4 separate regions of the Mus musculus genome follow, and regions 1, 3 and 4 are each linked to region 2. A link is a loop called in an ENCODE intact Hi-C map of the cell type or tissue named here. Cell type or tissue: heart. All regions are shown on one strand.

Region 1 (5,000 bases), 120 kb before region 2:
CTAGATTCTCACTCCAGGTTGGTCTGGCACTCACTGCTTTAGATAGGCATTCTGGCTGGCAAGTCCCAAGGATCTACCAGTCTCTCTGCTCCTCAGCGTGGTTATAGGTATATGGAGGCACCCGGCTTTTACACCAGTGTGGGACCATAAGTTAAGGAAGAAGGACCAAGGGAACTTCCACCCTGGATACTTCAAACATGAGGACCGCAGGAGCTGGCAACCTCCTCCCGCCCAACCTGGGGAACTAAAGCCAGCTTCCTGACCATCAACCCTCAAAAGGGCTCATCACCCTGACCGTTATCAGGTTTCTGTCCTTGTCTGACCTTATAAGGGTCCCCCAATACACACACCCTACAGCCCCCAAGTGTGCAAATGAAGTATCGACCAACACCCTACCCTGGCAAGTGGTGCACAGACCTCCCCAGTGACACAAGTACCCCTTTTTCCACCTGGTCCCCCTAATAAACAAACCAGTTCTCTGTCCTGAGTGTTTTCTTTTCCATACTGCACCGCTCCCACCCACGCCTGGGTAAGCTTTCCTCTCTCCAGTCCAGCTCGGTGTTCATTGGGCCCGGCTACCCTGCCCCGAGGGAGAAGTGGACGCTGGGTGCCACATGACTGCTTAGCATCCAACTCAGCTCTTCATGCTTGCCAGGGATTGGACTTGGATTATATGCAAAGGAGAGTGCCGCTATCCCAGTAAAACTTCACTGAATACACGTGGCAGGGTACATAGTACCAGAGCGGCCAGAATACAGAAGGCTGGCAGCAGCGAGTCCTCGGGCAGCGCAGGCAGCAGGAACTCTCACTTGGCACTTGTGTGGATACGTGATCATGCAGTCATATAGAAAGACGGCCATGGTTCTTATAAGGCAGAGCATGTTGTTCTCTGTGACCCGGCAAGGCAGCCCTTAGGAGGAGCTGAAACCTCTGCTCTCAAGAAGTCCCGTGTTCACGTAGCTTTAAGTCACCAAGGCACTCCTGCTGGCAGGAAGTGAATACGTAGACCACGGTGCGTTCCGAGGATAGAACACTATTCAGCTTCGGAAATGAAGAAAGGAGGGAGGGCATTTTCAAGCTATGAGAAGACAAAGGAAACGTAACACAGTTGCTGACTGAAGTCAATTCAGAAAAGACAATGTGGTGTGTGACTCTGACTGTGACACTGTGGGAAAGACGGAGAAAGGTGGTGAGGTGATAGGGAGGGGTGATTAGGCAGAGCACAGAGCACGGGGGTTGGGGTGGGGGAGAGGCAGAGGCACGACTCTGGAATGTAACCGCAGACACATGCCCTAGACTATAAGGCACGAAATACCAAAAGTAAGCCTCTTAGGGTTTGAGTTTGAGAGGTTCCCCACCCCACCCCCGTTATCATTTGAATGCTTGCCTTGGTGTGGGAGGCTCTGCAGCCATGAGGGTTGGGGCCTAGCTGGTGGGAGTAGGTGACAATAGGTGGCCCTTTAGAAGGTTGCCCAGGTCCCAGGTTCCATAGGCCCTGTTTCCTGGCCCCTGGTGCTGTGAAGCGCCTCCTCCACACTCCTGCTTACTCGCCTTCCACACATGACGAATGACATGTTTTGAAAGCGTGAGTCCATGAGGGAGATGGGGAGGCAGCTTAATCAGCAAAGTGTCCGCCTTACAAACGTGAGGACATCATTTTGATCCCAAGACTATGTAAAATGTGAAAATGCCAGGCATAGGGACATGCGCTTAAAATTTCAGCGCTGGCGAGACTAGAGTGGCTGAGAGGAAAGCTCAGGTCATCCAGAGCCACGCTGCTGTGGAGCCCTTTCTCTGGGCAGAGCACCAGTGGTCCCTTGTGGAGCTGTGAGGTCCTTAGGCCTGCGCAGGAGGTTATCTTCCTAGGGATTGGAAGAACGATGACGTCATCCCTGCAAGGGGAAAGGGCTGGGGTTTCAGCACAAAGGGGCCTCTGAAACTTTCCAGAAAACTGAGTTATGACGCCCAGGTCTCCGCATGGAGGAATTGTCTCAAACCACACCTGGGGAAGGTATATCCCTTTCTGTACAGTAGGTGCTATCTCCTAAGCACCGTGGGTTCATGAGAATGTCAGTCCCACAACAGGGGCTAAAGACTCTTAGAATCTCAGAATCACCTCAGTCCTTAGCAACAGCTCAGGGCTCTGTGCTTAGAGAAATATCCTCGAAATTGCCACCAGGGGGCAGCCGCATCCAGACGTCCCTAATGCACCTGTAAAAATCCAGTATTTCTGGAAATCTGTGCGATTCGAGGCCACTACGTTCCCGGCCTCAATTAGACATGGGGACTTCTGCTCTTGCAGTGACAGCTGCTCTGCCTGTGTCCCTTTCACATTGAGACCTATTTTATGCATCCAGTGGCGGCACACACAAGAAGGAACCGACCCTGCCGGTCCACACGGAGCATGCGCGCATTCCCTGGGTCGTCATGCCCTCCGGGCTTTTGCTTATCTCCTTTAGCCTGACTTAGTATTTTTGTCGCAAGATAGGCCACCTGGCCTGTAGTTTCAGATGACGGGAATCTGACCATTTTTTCAGGCTGTCAGCTGCTTGCTGACACTCGTTCAGACTGTTGAATTACAAAAGTGTCGTGAGGGGACCCACGTCCAGGTTCAAGGGGAAAGTTAAGTCGTTTCCAGGAAAATGGATACAGCTGGAAGTACTTGTGTTTAGTGACTCAAATCAGCCTCAGAAACACAAATACTGTAGGTTCTCTCACTTGTGGTTCCTAGATTCTAGAGAGATATGGGTGTGTGCTTGAAGCAAACTGCAAAGCTGTCTGGGGACCAGAGGGGAGGGAAAAGCAGGGCATGGGGGGGGGGAGGTGCGGAGTCACACAAAGTTGTGTGAACAAGTCCTTGGGAGTCAGTATCGTGTACAGTGAACATCCACCACTCAAATATTATTCAAAGGGGCAAAGTGACAAAAGCATTCTTTTCATTTGCAACCTACCTCTTTGTGGCTTCATCTACTTTTTGTTTTTCTCTAGTTTTTCTATTTTATTATTTTTATAGTAAATTATTTAGTTTTATCATATTCTTTCCCATCCCCCAATATCTCCTAGATTCACTCCCTACCCAACTAACTTTATGCTTTCTCTCTCTCAAAAAAAAGAGAAAAGAAAAAGAACCCTCCCAAATTCCAATCAGACAAAACAAAAAAAATCAAAAACTGCGAGCACACACACAAACACACACACACCACACATACACATACATACACCACACACACACCACACAGACACATACCACACACACACACACCATGCATACACACACACTATACCACATACTCTCTTACACACACAAACGCACCACACACACACAAACACACTCACACAACCACTCACACATACATACCACACACACACACACCAATAACACAATAATGATGGTAGCAGTAACGATGCTTAACAATTAAATTAGTGCCAGCATAAAAGACACTGTCAATAAGACAAAAAGGCCACCAACAGACTGGGAAAGGAACTTTACCAATCCTAAATCAGATAGGGGACTAATATCCAATATATATAAAGAACTCAAGAAGGTGGACTCCAGAAAATCAAATAACCCTATTAAAAACTGGGGCTCAGAGCTAAACAAAGAATTCTCACCTGAGAAATATCGAATGTCTGAGAAGCACCTGAAAAAATGTTCAGCATCCTCAGTAATCAGGGAAATGCAAATCAAAACAACCCTGAGATTCCACCTCACACCACTCAGAATGGCTAAGATCAAAAGTTCAGGTGACAGCAGATGCTGGCGAGGATGTGGAGAAAGGGGAACACTCCTCCATTGCTGGTGGGATTGCAAGCTTGTACAACCACTCTGGAAATCAGTCTGGCAGTTCCTCAGAAAATTGGACATAGTATTACCGGAGGATCCCACAATACCTCTCCTGGGCATATATCCAGAAGATGTTCCAACTGGTAAGAAGGACACATGCTCCACTATGTTCATAGCAGCCTTATTTATAATAGCCAGAAGCTGGAAAGAACCCAGATGCCCCTCAACAGAGGAATGGATACAGAAAATGTGGTACATTTACACAATGGAATACTACTCAGCAATTAAAAAGAATAAATTTATGAAATTCCTAGGCAAATGGATGGACCTGGAGGGCATCATCCTGAGTGAGGTAACCCAATCACAAAAACTCACATGATATGTACTCACTGATAAGTGGATATTAGCCCAGAAACTTAGAATACCCAAGATACAAGATACAATTTGCAAAACACATGAAACTCAAGAAGAATGAAGGCCAAAGTGGGGGCACTTTGCCCCTTCTTAGAATTGGGAACAAAACACCCATGGAAGGAGTTACAGAGACAAAGTTTGGACCATCTAGAGACTGCCATATCCAGGGATCCATCCCATAATCAGCCTCCAAACACTGACACCATTGCATACGCCAGCAAGATTTTGCTGAAAGGACCTTGATATAGCTGTCTCTTGTGAGGCTATGCTGGTGCCTAGCAAACACAGAAGTGGATGCTCACAGTCAGCTATTGGATGGAACACAGGGCCCCAAATGGAGGAGCTAGAGAAAGTACCCAAGGAGCTAAAGGGGTCTGCAACCAATATGAACTAACCAGTACCCCTAGAGCTCGTGTCTCTAGCTGCATATGTATCAGAAGATGGCCTAGTTGGCTATCACTGGGAAGAGAGGCCCCTTGGTCTTGCAAACTTTATATGCCTCAGTACAGGGGAATGCCAGGGCCAAGAAGTGGGAGTGGGTGGGGAGGGGAGTGGGTGGGGAGGGTATGGGGGACTTTTTGGATAGCATTGGAAATGTAAATGAAGAAAATACCTAATGAACAACAACAACAAAACATTAGTGCCAGCATATGAAGGCTTCCCAGCTTCTCTCACAGAGGCCAGAATTCCACCATTACCTTGCCTGTGCTCCCCGCTGACAGCAGATGCTAGGCATTAAGCAGCCCCCTGCCCCTTTAAGAAAGCGTCTTGGTCTGGCTTGATTGCTGTTTATATCTCTATA
Region 2 (5,000 bases):
ACTCGTAAGTACCTATGAGAACAATGCCCAACGTCCCAGACGCCACCACGGAGGAAGAGGCTGAGGTGAGGTGAAGCAGAGTTTTAGTAAATGCTTGCAGGTTGTTTTACGATGACTTTAGTAATTACCTTTGACTCACAGCAGTCCACACAGATGGGATAATCTACAGCTGGCACTTGGCGCACAATGTGGAGGAACTGGGCTCTCCGGACATCCCACCCTAGTGCTAGCAGTTAGCTCTGCGGCAGCACGGGGCTTGTGGGAAACTGACTGCTGGACTCAGCTTACATCAGCTGTACTCTCCGGTTTGCAGAAGATGGGTGAATCACGGGGACCCCAAGAACTGAGTATGGACCACTGCAGGCACCTCTGTGACCAGTCACCTTGCAGTGCTGACTACAGCCAGGCCGTTAGGTGGCACAGGGCTGCAGACTCTGCTCTCCTACCTTAGACACCGACCAGTAGCCAGAATGGCCCCACCCCCTGCCCCAGCAGCAGCAGGCGCTGGTTTCCATTTGCCAGGCTCCTGCTAGGGAGATGAGATGCTGTCTCTCCCCTTCGAAGCTGAAATTACCAATTTGTCTTTGCAGCTCTGGGTATGACTGCTGCTTCTTTCCTTTAGGGAAAGGCATGCCTGAACGGTCTTCAGTCAACCAGTGGGTCCATGGAGAACACAGGGGAAGCTACTGCGCCCTGGTGGTGATCAATGGACCGATTGGAGCAAATCTGCTCTGATTCCCAGTGTCCTCCGAGGTGCCCGTCTCCTCTGAGCTCTGTTCTGTAGACTGGGAATGGGGACCGGTGCTCAACTCCAGCTGTGTCCACATCTGGAGAATACTCCTGAGTCCACACCCTCACCCACCTGGGCCTCAGCTACTCACCAGAGAAATGCAAGGCGAGGTTCGCAGGTCTCTTCTTCACATGGGCTTTGAGAGCCCCATAATCAAACCTCCAAGAGTAGAAGATTCTATGATGCTTATTAAATTTATAAAGAGAAGTCACCTTTGTCTAGAAAATGAGCAAGTAGCAGTGTTACCCTTAAAAGGGGACGACTGGGACGGGCAAGGCTCAACAGAATTGGCACACGTAACACAATAGCAAGTGGAAGTACTTAGAGTTAGTTTTGGAATTACTAATGTTACAATTTACCACCAGGACTTAAGGATGGAAAGATGTGCTACTGAAAACACCCTAGGTCAGAGCAGCGGCATGCACCTGCAGTCTTAGCCACTTGGGAGGCAAGAGACATCTGGACTCAGGCGCTGGAGCCACTCTGGCTAACACAGTGAGACTTCACTTCAAAAAAAAAAAAAGAGGAAGAAAAGAAGGAAAAGGAAATAGAGAGGAGGAGGAGAAGAAGAGGAGGGAGTAAAGAGGAGGAGAACTCATTTCCCTGGGAAATAAGCATAAATCAGATAGACGGCCAGCAACCAGCCGTCTTCTCAATAAGGTAAACCTGTCGTGACATTAGGAAAACACTTCGCTGTCAGACTTTAAACAAATGTCACTCTAATATTCTGGCAAATCTTCAGATGGTGGCTGGACCATTTTTTGACCATCTAAATCCTCACTGGTGCGAGATCATGAGATTAATTTTAAGTGGATTTCCAAAATCCATTAAAGGCATAAAGTTTAAGTGTCTGAGAGTCACCCTCCTTTAGCCATGAACACGGCGGAGGATGGATGGATGGAAGGCTGGAAGGCCTGGAGAGGGGACAGCTAGAATGACTGGGGCCATCTCATCCTGAGCAAATTCTGCTTGGGAAAGTCTGGACCTGTGGGTTAGGGGAGCAGAAGGGGGAGGCAGTGGGCTCTGGCACCCACAGGGAGAAGAGAATACTACACTGCTTCTGGAGCTAGGTATGGCCTCAGACGCTCCAATCTAACCTGTTCAACAGACAGCAAGTAGGCAAAGCTTGGACAAGCAGAGTAACTCAACCAACACTTCGTTCATCGCTTACATGGCATGAACAATATCCAAAACTAATCTCGTCTGTCTTCCTTTTGGCTTGGGATTTGAAAGGAGAGACATTTACGGTCTGGGGACAGCGGGCTGCCTTAAATGGACTTTCCTAGACGTCTGATAGAGAGTATGGTGATCTTTTTGGCAACTGAGTATGTGTAGAATTTTCCTGAGCTCCCATGGCTAGTCTTGAACTACGTAACGCAAAACATGAATGGTGCCCAATAAACACTTGTTGAATGAACATGCCAAACGAGTGGATGGGTGGAATGCTGGACCCAGATCTGCCTGGCTCTAGTGGCGGGGTACCAGTCAGCTTGGAGACTAACATAACGGCTGCCACTCTGCCTGATATATCAGGATTGCCCAACAACATCTGTTCAAAGATACTGCAAAAGGGATGAGAGCTGTAACTTGTCAATCCTTATGTACAAAACCTTCAGGGAACTCCTTGGGAAGATGGTGAAGGCCGGATGGAAGCAGGGACCAGTGATTCCAGCCAGGTGACCTGGGATTTGAGACCCTGAGCCAGCTGAGCCATGTGGACGATAACAACGGTGCTCCCTTCATAACATTCTTAGGAAACGACGTGTATGATACGAATGGTATTGATGACGATGCACTTGTTACAAAGATTAGCCAGAAATGCAAAGGTTGGTAATGAGGCATTAAATGTTTCTTTCTGCCCCTCCCCCTTCTACTAAACACGCATGCTGAAGACCTAACACCAGTGTGGCTGGGCTGGGAGATAAGGCCTCTGAGAAAGTAATTCATCCATGAGCCAACGGCAGGGCCTTCATGTCTTTACATGTCCTTATAAGAGGCCTCCGTTCCCTGTCCCCATACAGCCAGGAAAAACCCTCTGAGGACACAGTAAGAAGGCGCCATCTGCAGGCCAAGGAGAGGAACTTCACCCTGATCCCAGCCTTGGAGCCTCTGGGCAGTGAGGAAAAGAATGGCTGTCACTGAAGTCACCTGGCCTGATGCTGTGGGATTTGGGAAGGCAACCCAAACAGACGAATGCGACGATAAAGTAAGGAAAGCTATTGTAACTTTGAGTGAAAAAAAAAAACTCCAAAATTAGCTCTCTGAATTAAACAACATTTTTGTCTTCTAATTCTAAATTCAGGCCAACCTCAAATGCCTCTCTCTACTGGGTTAATTATGATTGCAATGGAAATTTCATAACTCGACTGCTGACATTAGCAAGGAAAGGGAAAGGACTGGGCCTTCCCAAGCCAGAGAGGGCTCAGTTTCCCCCGTCCAAGCTAACCAGGCCTGAGCCTGCTCACCCTCGGGGATCAGCCGTGTTCAGGGCGCTGTGGCCATCAGCGGTTCCTCCCCTAAGAAACTGCGTAACAGCTTCTGATGCTCCAGCATTCCATACTGTAGCTAGAGTGCATCGACGGGCAGTTTACATACAGTTTTCTTTAGGGTGCCGAACTCAGAAGAAAAGGTCAAGGAACCCTCACTGCGCATCCTCCCTCACTGCGCATCCTCCCTCACTGCGCATCCTCCCTCACTGCGCATCCTCCCTCACTAAGCATCCTCCCTCACTAAGCATCCTCCCTCACTGCGCATCCTCCCTCACTGCGCATCCTCCCTCACTAAGCATCCTCCCTCACTAAGCATCCTCCCTCACTAAGCATCCTCCCTCACTAAGCATCCTCCCTCACTAAGCATCCTTTACTTCTGTGCTGGGGTTTGAACTTGGCGCACCGTGCTTAACAAGAAGCTCTCCATAGCACGCTCCCGCTCAAGCCTGCTCTAGTGAGCACTTCTAAGCATTAGCAGAAGCTGAAAAGGCTTATAAGGAGAAAAACAAGACAGGCAAACCCACAACAACCCAACAGGTATGGTGCTGCGCACCTGAAACCCCAGCAACTGGGAACTAGAGGCAGTCTACGGTCTGTCTCGGCTACTTATCGAGTTCAGGACCACTGCGTTCTTCCTGAGGTCTGTCCAAAAGTAAATAAACAGGATGCCAAAGGTCCCACTGTGGTGCCACTAGGTGGCTGGCCTCTCGTCCTGGTGACCCAGCTCCCAACACTAGTGCCTTTGGATAGTGGTATCTGTGTGTCTAAGATTAGGGAAATAGAAGGCAAATCCTGAACGAAACCTGTCCTTGTGCCTCACTCCTAGAAGAACAGCACAGTGTGGCTCTCACTGGGAGACTCAGGGAGGAATGGTGGGTTCTCTCCTGCTCTGAAGGAAGGCAGCAGCCACGCTGTGAGCTGCCCTGTGGAGAGGCCCAAGAGGCAAGGAACAAAAGACACCTCCAGTGTTCCGCCATCAAACGACTGAGGTTCCCGGTAACAGTCACAGAAAATCCCGTTCCAGTCTTCTTGTGAGACTGTAGATGATGGTCGACAGCAGTTCTGTGCTAAGCTCAGCCACTCCCGGATCCCACAACCATGCCCTGTTAGTTCACTAAAGTGTTAGGTAACTTGGTTACACAGCACTTGAAAATGGACACAGTAACTTACAATGCCCTTTTGCTAGATCCAAGTCACCCATTCTTTTTTTTTTTTTTTTCTTCCATAACTACTATTAGTATCTCCATTACACAGGCAGGAAAACTAAGACACAGCTGGGTGAATGTGCTCTTAACTGCTAGGCTACACTGCCTCCTTATGGACAGGTCCTGCCAGGATTTCCAGAGGCTGAGTTATAGACAACAGGAAGCGGTATCTTTACACCCTGATGCTCCCAGCTCTGATGGCCTCCTGGTCCTACATTTTCATGTATTTGGTTTCCCCAAGAGACTCAGTGATTGATGCTCTTAGTTGTCAGCACTGTAGCTGTCTTCAGACACACCAGAAGAAGGCATCAGATCCCATTACAGATAGTTGTGAGCCACCATGTGGTTGCTGGGAATTAAACTCAGGATCTCTGGAAGAGCAGTCAGTGCTCATAACTGCTGAGCCACCTCTCCAGCCTGGTAGCCCTCTTAAAAGGCCACAAGGCAATGAAGCTTGCGCTTCCTGCCTTCTTGCCTCTCACGACAGGCTTACCTATCCTGACCCATTCTTTCACG
Region 3 (5,000 bases), 140 kb before region 2:
ACCATAGGAGCACTGTTGTATGCCACTCATCCATGCTTGCTGCCACTCGCTGGCCCTCAGACTAACTTACCAGGCAGAGTAACTTACCACCGTGGAGTCTTGCCTTTCAAAATTTGTCTTATTGATGGGAAACCAAAAACCACCAGGAAGTGCTTAGCCTCAGTTGGAGGAAGTGCTTAGCCTCAGTTGGAGGAGGGGTGATTAGCAGTTTCAGGTGATTAGCAGGGCAGACAGCTGAGCTGAAGGGTCCGCTAGGTTTATGATGCAGGCAGAGGATGCCTGTCAGCTGAGAGGAGGGTGGGAAGATCATGTGTGAGCTCATCGGTGCCTGTTATGTCCACGCTTTCATTGAGCCAGGGCCACAAGCGTGAGTGTGCACACAGCCACGTAGAACTGACCCGGGAGCTAGCCTGTCTGTCAGGCTAGCAGCTTGTCCAGAGCCTGCACTAAAGGAGGAAACCCAGATGCACCGGTTAGTAGGTCAGGCCCAGTAGCCTCCCCTGGCGTCTCAGAGCACAAGCACAGTTGGTGTGGAGCATGCAAAGCCCGAGCCTTTCTATCCAGCGCTAGCCTTACTGCTGTGGTCTCCCTTCCTTTCTAGATTTTCCTACTTAAATGTCAGCTTGGGTGGACTCCAGCAGAGAAGAGAGAACAAAGACGTCACAGAAGAGGACCGCACTCTGGCCTAGACCTTTAACTTAAATGATTGACAGAGTGGATTTTTATATGTTTTTAGAAGAACCAGTATTTTGTTTACTGAAATAAAGTACATTATTCTTAACTGCTGTCTGCATTCTCTCTCCCTCTCTCCATCCCGCCTTCCCTCCCTCTCCCCCTTCCTATCTACCTCCCCTCCCCTCCATCCCCACCCCATCCCCAACACAGAACACGCTATGAGAACACTTTTTCAAGCCTTCCTTTCTCTGCCACATTCTGGTTGTGGAGTTATGATAAAATTCAGGGTGCATGTGCATGCCCACATCAACGGTAACACTGCTGTAGGGGACAGTCCTCAGCAAAGGGGGCATCAGTAGAAGCCTCGGCCAGCGTGTCCCCACTTGCCAGCATGCTTCTTCATGCGTAGCTTGTTTCCATGTTGACTGTGTAACATCAGGGAAGCTGTGTCCTTGTCTATGACAGAACCAAGAAGGCTGGACCCTGTGCCAGCCTAGGAGGGTTCCTGAAGGGAGGGTGAGAGCCATGGAATATCACAGTAGCTCAGTCTAGAAAGAACTCATAGCTATCAGTCTTGTAGAGGCATGGTGGCTCACATCTGTAATCCTAGGAGGCTGAGATTGGAGGACTGCCGATAGTCATAGGCTAGCCTGGGCTACTAGCTACTTCTGGACCAGCCTGATGCTTTCCCATCTGAGAGGAAACAATGGTGAGCTTCCTAGCTCAGTACCTAAGAGACCAAGGTGCTTAGAGGCTTAACTTTCTCACCTTAAGAGGCAGGAACCAGCCCTGGCGTGCTGGGAAGTGCTGGGGCCCACTGCAGATGGCCACACAGAAAGTTTTCGGGAGTGTGTAGCTTGTCTGCCACCCTTGCCCACTGGGTAGAACATGAACTTTAAAGAAATTGCTTATATTAAAATTTTAACTATGATTGCTGGATGGTCCCAACCATTGTGTGGGAACCAGGGGAGGGTTCACATAGCATCAGGGATTCAAGTACAGAATGGTCCTCAGCTCACAGAGGGCAGATGTCAAACAGGTGAAAGGCTGTGTTCCCTGGAACTCCCTATCCCGCAAGGAGGGTGCTCCAGCCTTTGCCCGGGAGCCACTTCCTCTCCGACGACCCCACTCTGGCCTGGGGCTGGCCTGGAGCAGAGATGAGAAGAGGCCAAGGCTTTGGGTCCTCTGGCTCTGCTTAGATGGTGCTCACACCTGACCCTGGACTATAAGCAAGTCTCAAGTCTCAGTTAAGCCCTCCGTGCCGCCTCCTGCCAGTGGCCCCACCCCTTCTCAAACCTTTGTCTGCTACTCACTTTGCAGAGTTAGGACACAGCCAGCTCTGAGCATGCCGAACCTCAGACTCAAGGCCGGGGACCCCACCTCCCACCATGCCCATCACTATACAGATGACCCAAGGGCTGGGCTCAACCCAGTGCTTTCCTGAGAACAGGATGCTTCTTTTACTGTGCAAGTGCACTCTTCTGCCACTAGAGGGAGATGGCCGATCACCCACTGGTGCCGTCAGTAAATGAACCCTGGGGGTGGGGAGCTGTATTTTAAATAGTTGTGGAAGCAGTGGCTAGAAGTTAGTAGGCAGACAGGATGGTGCAGCCCACAGCCAGAGTCCGCAGCTGGGCGCAGTGAGGAAATAGCACAGTTACCCCTGGGTGTCCGTAAGATGTCACCATGCTCCCCCATGAGAAGTCCCCAGCATCCCTCAGGCAGCCCCCTGTTAATCTCACACACACCCCTGACCCTGCAAAGCCCAAGATGAAAGGAAGAGAGGGAAAGGGCCAGAGAACACCTGGTCTCCACAGGTCAGACTAGAGGCCAGCATTAAACGGCTGTCATAGCTTCTGAGTTTATTGTTGGGGAGTTTCCCTTAGTGATCTGTGATGAAAAGACCTTTGTGCCCCCAACAAAGCTAGGGCCCTGGGCCCTGGTGCCTGAGGTCCACCACGTGCACTTCTTTCTTTTTCTTTCTTCTTCATTTATTATATGTGAGTACACTGTAGCTGTCTTCAGACACCCCAGCAGAGGGCATCAGATCCATTTACAGATGGTTGTGAGCCACCATGTGGTTGCTGGGATTTGAACTCAGGACCTCTGGAAGAGCAGCCGGTGCTCTTAACCGCTGACCCATCTCTCCAGCCCCCATCACATGCACTTCTAACTTTAGTGCCTGACAGTCTGATGACATCTCTGTGGACTCCTGGCCCAACCTAATGCCACCTGGTGTGAGGAGCCAAGAAGAGATGGGCACAGGGCTCCCTGGTAGAAAGTCTTGGATTCTGGGGTAGTGACAGCTCTGGAATTTTGGTTTCTTTTTAAAAGTTATATTATAACATGCTTTCATGTTAATCCCGGGTGTGGGGATGTAGGGCTCCCTCAGATTCTCCGAAGCGGCTGACTATGATTTGCCTCGTGCTCTAGCAGAGGCGTGGTTTTGCCAGCTGCAGATAGTTTCTGTGATTTCATGATATTTGGAATTCTGGGAACTTTTCAGAGGGGATGTAAACGCTAGGACCCCAAGAGGCAAGGTGGAAGGTTGCTGGTCATTTAGAAAGGTTGGTTGCAGTATATTAGTGGTCAAAGAAGAAACAAAAGGAATTAGGTCCAGGGATTTTCCTGACTCCTCTTTCCCCTCTATCCTTCTTTCTCTCTTACTGAGTGTTAGGAAAGAGGTGAAACAGGTGAGGGAGGGGATAAAGGACAGGAACAGGAAGCAGCCACACAGTAACAAAGGCTGGATACATCCTGGTCTCAGCTTTCTACCACAGGTGGTGTGTGTATCTATCTAGGTGTCAGTCGCCAACCCAGCCTCGTCTGTGTTTATAAAATGAGCATAAAAGTCACTGCCCTGAGCATAGTAGTTGTCTGAACCTGGCCTTGCTGAGTATGGAAAGAGTAATTGCCATGTGGGAGAAAATCATTCACCCATGAGAGGAGTGTGCACCGCTTGTGTGATTGTCTAGCTGGGTTGGGCAGAGCCAAAGGACAAGGATTCTGTTCGCATAGAATGCCCCTTACTTTTCTCATGCTAGGACGAAGTGCCTTCCAGGAGCAACACTATAAGAAGGGTTTGCTTGGGCTCAGGGCATCATGCTAGGACAGCACTCCCTCCGTTGGTGACAGGAGCTTGCCCAAATGTCAGCACCAGCAGTGGAGGAAGGACTGGAGGCAGGCCAGGGCAGGGGTGTAGCCCTCAACATATTCCCCACAATGAGCCTCTTTGCTTCCTACAACTTCCCCAAACAGTGCCACAGCTGGGGACCAGGTACCACATCACAGGGCGGAGGTGATTTACATCTAATCCACATTCATGTTGGTTCTAAGAAAGCATCATTTTTAGACCACAGACATCTCCCCTGGCCCTTGGGAAGAGTATAGTAGCTGGATGCAGAAAGGCCAGAGAGACTAACACCTCCAACACCACAGAGGCTACTCCAGAGCACTCGTCTGCAGTGATTTTGCTCAACCCTGCACTGGTCCATGACAATGTCTACCCTTCCTTTCACTTGCTTCTTCCCAGAAAGCCTCCAGCCTCCAGTTGTTCTCCAGCCTGGCTGCCCCGCCCCCACAAGGACAAGTACGTGAATCCCCCAGCCTGCTGCAGATGGCCGTGAGTGCCAGGGAACAAAGTCTGCTCCTCAGATGATAAAGAGGCAATGACTGTGGTGACATCAGTTTAACTGAGGACATCTGCATTGCTCTCAGCCTTGACACAGGCTTCATTCTATGCTCTCAGTAAGGGCCGGGCATATGTGGTGGTTTTAGCACATGTGACTCCATTTTAAGGCCTTCAACCTGTTGTCCTGATGAGCTACTCTGGGCTCAGGGAAGCAAGGCAGCTCACTCAAGGCCTCATCACTAGCAGGATTCCAGCAGGGGCCACTGGCTTCCAAGCTCAGTGTGCCCTGTGACTTTCTGCTGAAGTGTCTGTGTGCCATAAAGCCTCGTTCCACACTCGTGCTAGTGCTGCAAAACCAAACTGCATATCGTGTGGCCCCGCCAGAGCACCAGTTACAGTGAACTTCCTCTTGCTTGCTTTCCTTGTCATTACCCAAAGCTTCAAAGCAACGGGGCTCCAAACCCTGTTTTACTTCTAGATGAGAATCACTCCTGCTAGTCATCTAGTCACTCCTTCCTGGTCATCTAATACCCAATTGATATGCCGTTACTGTTTATCCTGCTCTGCACACTCACGATGCTTTATAGGGTGTCCTGCCTCCCCTCCACTTGTGCTGAAATACACTCTTGTTGCAGTGCATAGCTGACACTGGCCAGTCTGCTGGGTGCTACCACACTGACTTTCTTACAAGACA
Region 4 (5,000 bases), 72 kb before region 2:
AGAATGGGGAGGACTTTAGATGTAACAGATGCTGGGGGCAGGAAGACAGGCAACTTCATGACTGGGTCACCAGGTGGCTCAGGGTACCCATCGCTGAGACCAGAAAACTCAAGGTGCTCTGTCTAGAACAGCAGTCGCCCACATCAGGGTCATTCAGAAGAGCCCGTCGGAGGCAGTTCTGCTAGGAGGGCTCTGCTCTCCTGAATGAAGGAATTTGTTTATTGCCTTAGGGGAGTTGTTGCCCAGTGAGACTTGTTATTAAAGTGGGTTGGGCACTCACTGCCCATGGGAGCCCTCCAGTCACAGTAGCCATGGCACAGGAGGAAGCCCCTTGCCAGATGGATAGGCTCTGTGGCCTGGGCCTTCCTACCCTGCAGAGCTATAAGAAAAAGATCAGCTTTTAAAAAGGTTGCTTTCTCTTTATGTGATGGGTACTGTGCACCCTGTGTGTGTGCAGTAACCAGCAGAGACCACAAGAAGGTGCTGATCCTCTGGAACTGGAGTCAATGACAGTTGTGAGGCCCAGTGGGTCCTCTGAGAGAGAACCAGCACTCTTAACTGCTGGCACATCCAGCCCTAAGAGGGGAGCCTTTCATTTCTCTATAGTTCTATAATAGCCTCCTGAGATAATTTTAGACTCACCTCAAGAAGGTAAGCAGGTGTTTCCCTATGTCTCAGGTTCTTCCTTACATCCCGTGGCTGAGTGCAACAGTCTCAAAGCACTCCCCCAAGCCTGCAGTCTTAGGTATCTTGTGTCCCTGGACCCTGTGTAATGGACTGAACGCCCCTCCCGACCCCACTCCCATCCACAAAGATACTCATGCCCTAATCCCAGGCTCTGCAGTATGCGATTTGAGTAGGGTTCATTGGTGTAGTCACATTACAGATTTTGTGATAGGGAGATTATCTCAGATTGTCCAGGAAGCCCAAAATCGAGGCAGGCAGATTTGCACCGGAAGCAGGGAATGTGAGACTATGATACAAGGCGCAAAATGAGACTCAGTTTTATATGCTGCCTTCACGTCTGGTAAAATTGGGATGACCTGTAACAGTCTCAGCTGGAAGTCCCCATGGACAGTCAAGTCACCCCTCCTTGCCAAACAGATTGGCCACCATTGCCACTTAACTACAGGCAGTGGGCTTCAGTTCTCTCCCAGATCATGAGACTGTTTGAGGCCTGTCAATCACATCTCCTATGGAGAGCCAAATGTGAAACTTCTGAAAGTATAGAATGTATATGTCTGCCCAGTTCACATGTTGCCATCAAGGAGCCAATGTGGAAGAATTAAAGAGTGAGACCTTGTTTGAAAGTGTCCCTTCCAAACTCCAGGTGTTGAAACTTAATGGCATTAGAAGTCCGCAGCCTTAAGGAGTAGTACTCGTCTGTAATTGAGTCACTCAGCACGCAGAAGCAGGGGGATCCGTGCAAGTTCTAGACCAGCCTGTTCTACAGAGGGAGTTCTAGGGCTCCCCTTCGAGACCACATCACTGACAGATTCACACTATTACAGAACTAAAAGCTACAACACAAACTTAGCAGTTCTGTTTCCATGGGTCAGAAGCTCAGGTATGGTTCCTCTCTTCAGGGTCTCGAGAGGCTGAAATCAAGGTGGCAGCTGGAGCTGTGGTCTCAGCTGAGGTCTGAGGTCCTCAGGCAGCACTGCGTGATAGGTTGTCAGGACGCCTGGGTTAGCTGCTGCCGGCAAAAGGCCCTGGTGCCTACCTCAAGAGGAGGCTCTTGGCCTGTGCTGAGCCTGATGCTCACCCAGTGGGGCTCTGTCAGGTTCTCGGGGCCACCTGAGGAGGACCTGCAAGAGGTTCCTTGAACACCATGGTATATTTAAAGGGCTAGTGCCGCACAGATTCCCCTTAGCCCCTGCTCTGCTGGACAAACCTGTTCTCCTGTGGTGGTAGGACAGAGGTGCAGTTTGCTCTTGTTGGCTCCAGGTTAGGTCTGTCTGTCTGTCTGTCTGTCTGTCTGTCTGTCTGTCTGTCTGTCTATCTATCTATCTATCTATCTATCTATCTATCTATCTATCTATCTATTGTAAATAGTCTCCCCTCTCCAACAGCCACTTGTTTATTTCTGGCCAGCAGGGGGCGCTGCTGTTCCTGGCCGTCCTTAAGGGCCAGCCTGATTTGGCCAGGTCCACTCCAGAATCTTTCTGAAGGACTCAAAGTCAATTGGCTCTATATCTTAAAATGTTTTTTCCTACATAGAAGGACACAATACAAGGGTGCCAGACATCCCATCATCCTCAGAGTTTTGCAAGGTCTGTCCACTGTCCACTCTGGGACTGGAGTGAGACTCATGAGGGCCATCTTAGCATCAGTCAGCAACGAGCCCTAGTTCAAGCTCCATCTTGTCCCCCCCGCCCCCCAGGGGGTGGGGAACACACTGACAACTGTGATATCTCTCAGAAGGGGACAGCCACTTCTGACTTTCTTCCCCTCCTCTGATGGCCTCTTACCCTACCATGTGCCTGGCCACACCCCTCCCCCATCCTTCCAGCCACGAGGTCTTGCAGTGCCAGGACACACTAGACATATGCTTTGCTTTATTCTACTGAGAATGTACGTTCCTTCTGACCCTCATTTCCTTCACGTTTTTGCTCAAAGCTCTTCTTCTGGTAAAGTCCTTTCCTGATCTCCATAGGATGCAGGCTCCTTCCCCTTCCTGATGCTGCCCTAGGCTGTTGGGATGCCATGGAGGGAAGCTAGCTCTACTCAGGCCCCTGAGTAACTCCCTCATTTCCAACAGCCTCAGGACGGGCAACCCCTGCATGAAGGAAGAGGCCCATGGGGTGTGATTAGTCAGTCTTCCCTCTCCCTCCCAGGTCTAGGTGAACATAGAAGAGTCAGGTCCTGTCCTCTGTTGGGTGACAGAGGTGTGGCTGAGGAACCTGCACAGGTGTGCATTTGTCCCTGCATTCATGTGTGACTCTGGCCCTAATGGGAAGAGTCTACCATGGTATTGCAGGCAGGGTGCCCCTCGGGTAGCCCCAAGAACCTGGCAGAGCCCTGCTGGGTGAGCCCCAGGCCACACTGCCTTCTCCATGGGCCAAGCGTTTTGTTCTTGGTACCAGGGTCTTCTCACCATGGCAACCACGGGAGCCCTGCCTGGCCTATCCACAGCCTATCTTCTGTACTTGCCACCTCACTTTGAGGAGCCCCATGAGCATATGCAGCCAGCTGTCAGTGGGCTCAATCCAACCAGGGTGGAGCTTAAAGCAAAACAAGCCCCTCTGGGTGCCTTTGTCACCTGTCTGAATGAAGAGCCCTCCTCCCTGGAGAGGAGAGTCATTAGCAGGGCCTTGCATGGCTTCATTCTCAGCTCATCTAAACCTTGAAGAATTTGGGCAGTCTGCTGCGTCCAGACAATGGTCATAGGAGGGCTGATGTCCCTCTTACGATCTTAGCCTCTTAGTGACTCTTGTTTCTGCTTCCCTGAGAGCCACCAGTCACACCCCATTCCTGTTGGACTCAAATACCTGTATCCTTGAGAGGAAGATGGGTTCTCCCATAACAAAATAAAAGCAAAAACTTAGGAGTTTTGGTAATTCATGATTTCCAAAAATTCAGTGGCATAACCCTACCTACCTTTTATAACATGGCTTTTATAACATGGCTTTTATAACATGGCTTTTATAACATGGCCAGCCAGGGCTGCAGGTTCATTTTATGCCCTGGGTGTCTGCGTAGTTCCTGTCCCGGAAGAATCTCCAAAGTCCACAGCAGAGACCAACAACTCCCTGCATACCCACGTGTGTTTCTACACTTCACAGACAAATGTATGTATGCTGTTGAAGGAAAAAACAAAACAAAACAAAACACGCAGGTTCTAGGTGGATAGGAAACCGATCATTTCTACCTTGAAGGAGGTGACTGGGGGCCAAGTGGACTCGTTACATTTCCATTTGCTCTATGTGTTTGAGCGCTCGCCTGCGCATGCATATGAGCACCATGTGTTTACTAGGTGCCTGTGAAGGTTGCAAGAGGGTGTTGGGGACCCCAGACCTTCAGTTATGGATGGTTGACAGGCACCGTGCTGTGTTAGGGATTGAATCTAGGTCCCTGCAAGAGCATTGGGGCTCTTCATTGCTGAGACATCTCTCTCACTCCCTTGGGGTTTGTTTGTTTGTTTGTTTGTTTATTTATTTGCTATGTCTGGGAGTGTAGCTCAGAGGTAAGCGCTTCCACGGCCTATGCATGGCTTTGGGTTTAATTGCTCTCAACACACACACACACACACACACACACACACACACGCATACACAATTAGATACATCAATGTCTTCTAGAAAATATTTAGAACACTCACACTCAGAGATAGACCCTACTCCTCTCTTCCGTATAACAGCATCATGTTTAGATGCGGCCACCTCTTTGCGTCTCTTCCATGTCTCTCAGAGTAGATGACAGGGATGGAGACCTTCCTTCAATTCTCACGCACTGTCCGCGGCTTGGGGTTTCCTCCCCATATGCTGATTTTTATGTCAAATCGTCTTTCCTAGGCATAGCACAAATGACTCCCATTTGTGTGCACTTTGGCGGTTTGGGGCAGATGCACACGCCTGTGATGCACACACCCGTGTTGCTGCTGCTTGCTGTCACTTCTGTTTCTAGGTCTCTCAGTCAGGAACAGGCAGTCTCATTAATGAACAAAGTTCTCTCAAGTCCTTCCCAGTCGTTCACCCTCTGGCCAATCTGTCTTAGAAGAGACGGTCTTTACACAGCCTTTCTTTTCAGTGACTGCTCTGCACAATCGAGGCTCCTAATCCCTGCTTTTAATTTCCTGTCCCATCAGCAGCCTGACAGTTTGCGGGATTAAAGCACTGAGCTGCTTACGGGCTCGCTGGCCAGAGAGACAGGAACAGGTCTCATTGTTTCTCTATTCTTTATCGGAAGCAGCTCATTTTTTATTCTTCAAAATTCTCATTATCTATCTGTCCATTCACCCATCTACCTCCCCACCAATCCATACCCATCCACCTAGTCAC

The links. Hi-C counts contacts between places; a loop is a spot of excess contacts. Peaks named below come from ENCODE experiments on the same cell type or tissue, not always from the same donor. Only the 100,000 strongest peaks of a DNase experiment are listed, where the experiment ranks them.
Region 1: a loop joins it to region 2, with 4 times the contacts of the local background. A loop is called at or near these places in 24 of 42 quality-filtered maps.
Region 3: a loop joins it to region 2, with 6 times the contacts of the local background. A loop is called at or near these places in 8 of 42 quality-filtered maps.
Region 4: a loop joins it to region 2, with 6 times the contacts of the local background. A loop is called at or near these places in 31 of 42 quality-filtered maps.

Annotation. Positions count from the first base shown.
Region 1 is chr16:92,338,960-92,343,959 of GRCm38, forward strand. No RefSeq gene overlaps it. Among named protein-coding and RNA genes, the nearest start is that of Smim34, 8.2 kb to the left of the region's middle. RefSeq lists enhancers at 1,541-3,058, 1,575-3,056. In heart, a CTCF peak has its summit at 2,195 (motif pointing right); a DNase peak (open chromatin) is centred at 2,312; H3K4me3 peaks cover 869 bases; H3K27ac peaks cover 3,160 bases.
Region 2 is chr16:92,455,003-92,460,002 of GRCm38, forward strand. The region is part of intron 1 of Rcan1 (regulator of calcineurin 1); the gene reads right to left. Gm46555 (a long non-coding RNA gene) reads left to right here. Exons shown (of 4, transcript XR_003951847.1): 1 at 1-4; 2 at 1,156-1,450; 3 at 2,407-2,616; 4 at 2,812-5,000. Among named protein-coding and RNA genes, the nearest start is that of Gm46555, 6.4 kb to the left of the region's middle. In heart, CTCF peaks have their summits at 702, 2,863 (motif pointing left) and 4,599; no DNase peak of the experiment used is centred here; H3K27ac peaks cover 1,087 bases; H3K27me3 peaks cover 689 bases.
Region 3 is chr16:92,312,261-92,317,260 of GRCm38, forward strand. Smim11 (small integral membrane protein 11) reads left to right here. Exons shown (of 4, transcript NM_138743.2): 4 at 602-781. It overlaps 1700048M11Rik (RIKEN cDNA 1700048M11 gene), which reads right to left and starts at 206. Exons shown (of 2, transcript NR_045300.1): 1 at 88-206. In heart, a CTCF peak has its summit at 2,159 (motif pointing right); a DNase peak (open chromatin) is centred at 2,021.
Region 4 is chr16:92,383,152-92,388,151 of GRCm38, forward strand. No RefSeq gene overlaps it. Among named protein-coding and RNA genes, the nearest start is that of Gm29805, 3.0 kb to the left of the region's middle. In heart, CTCF peaks have their summits at 475 (motif pointing right) and 2,108 (motif pointing right); a DNase peak (open chromatin) is centred at 2,080; H3K27ac peaks cover 1,718 bases.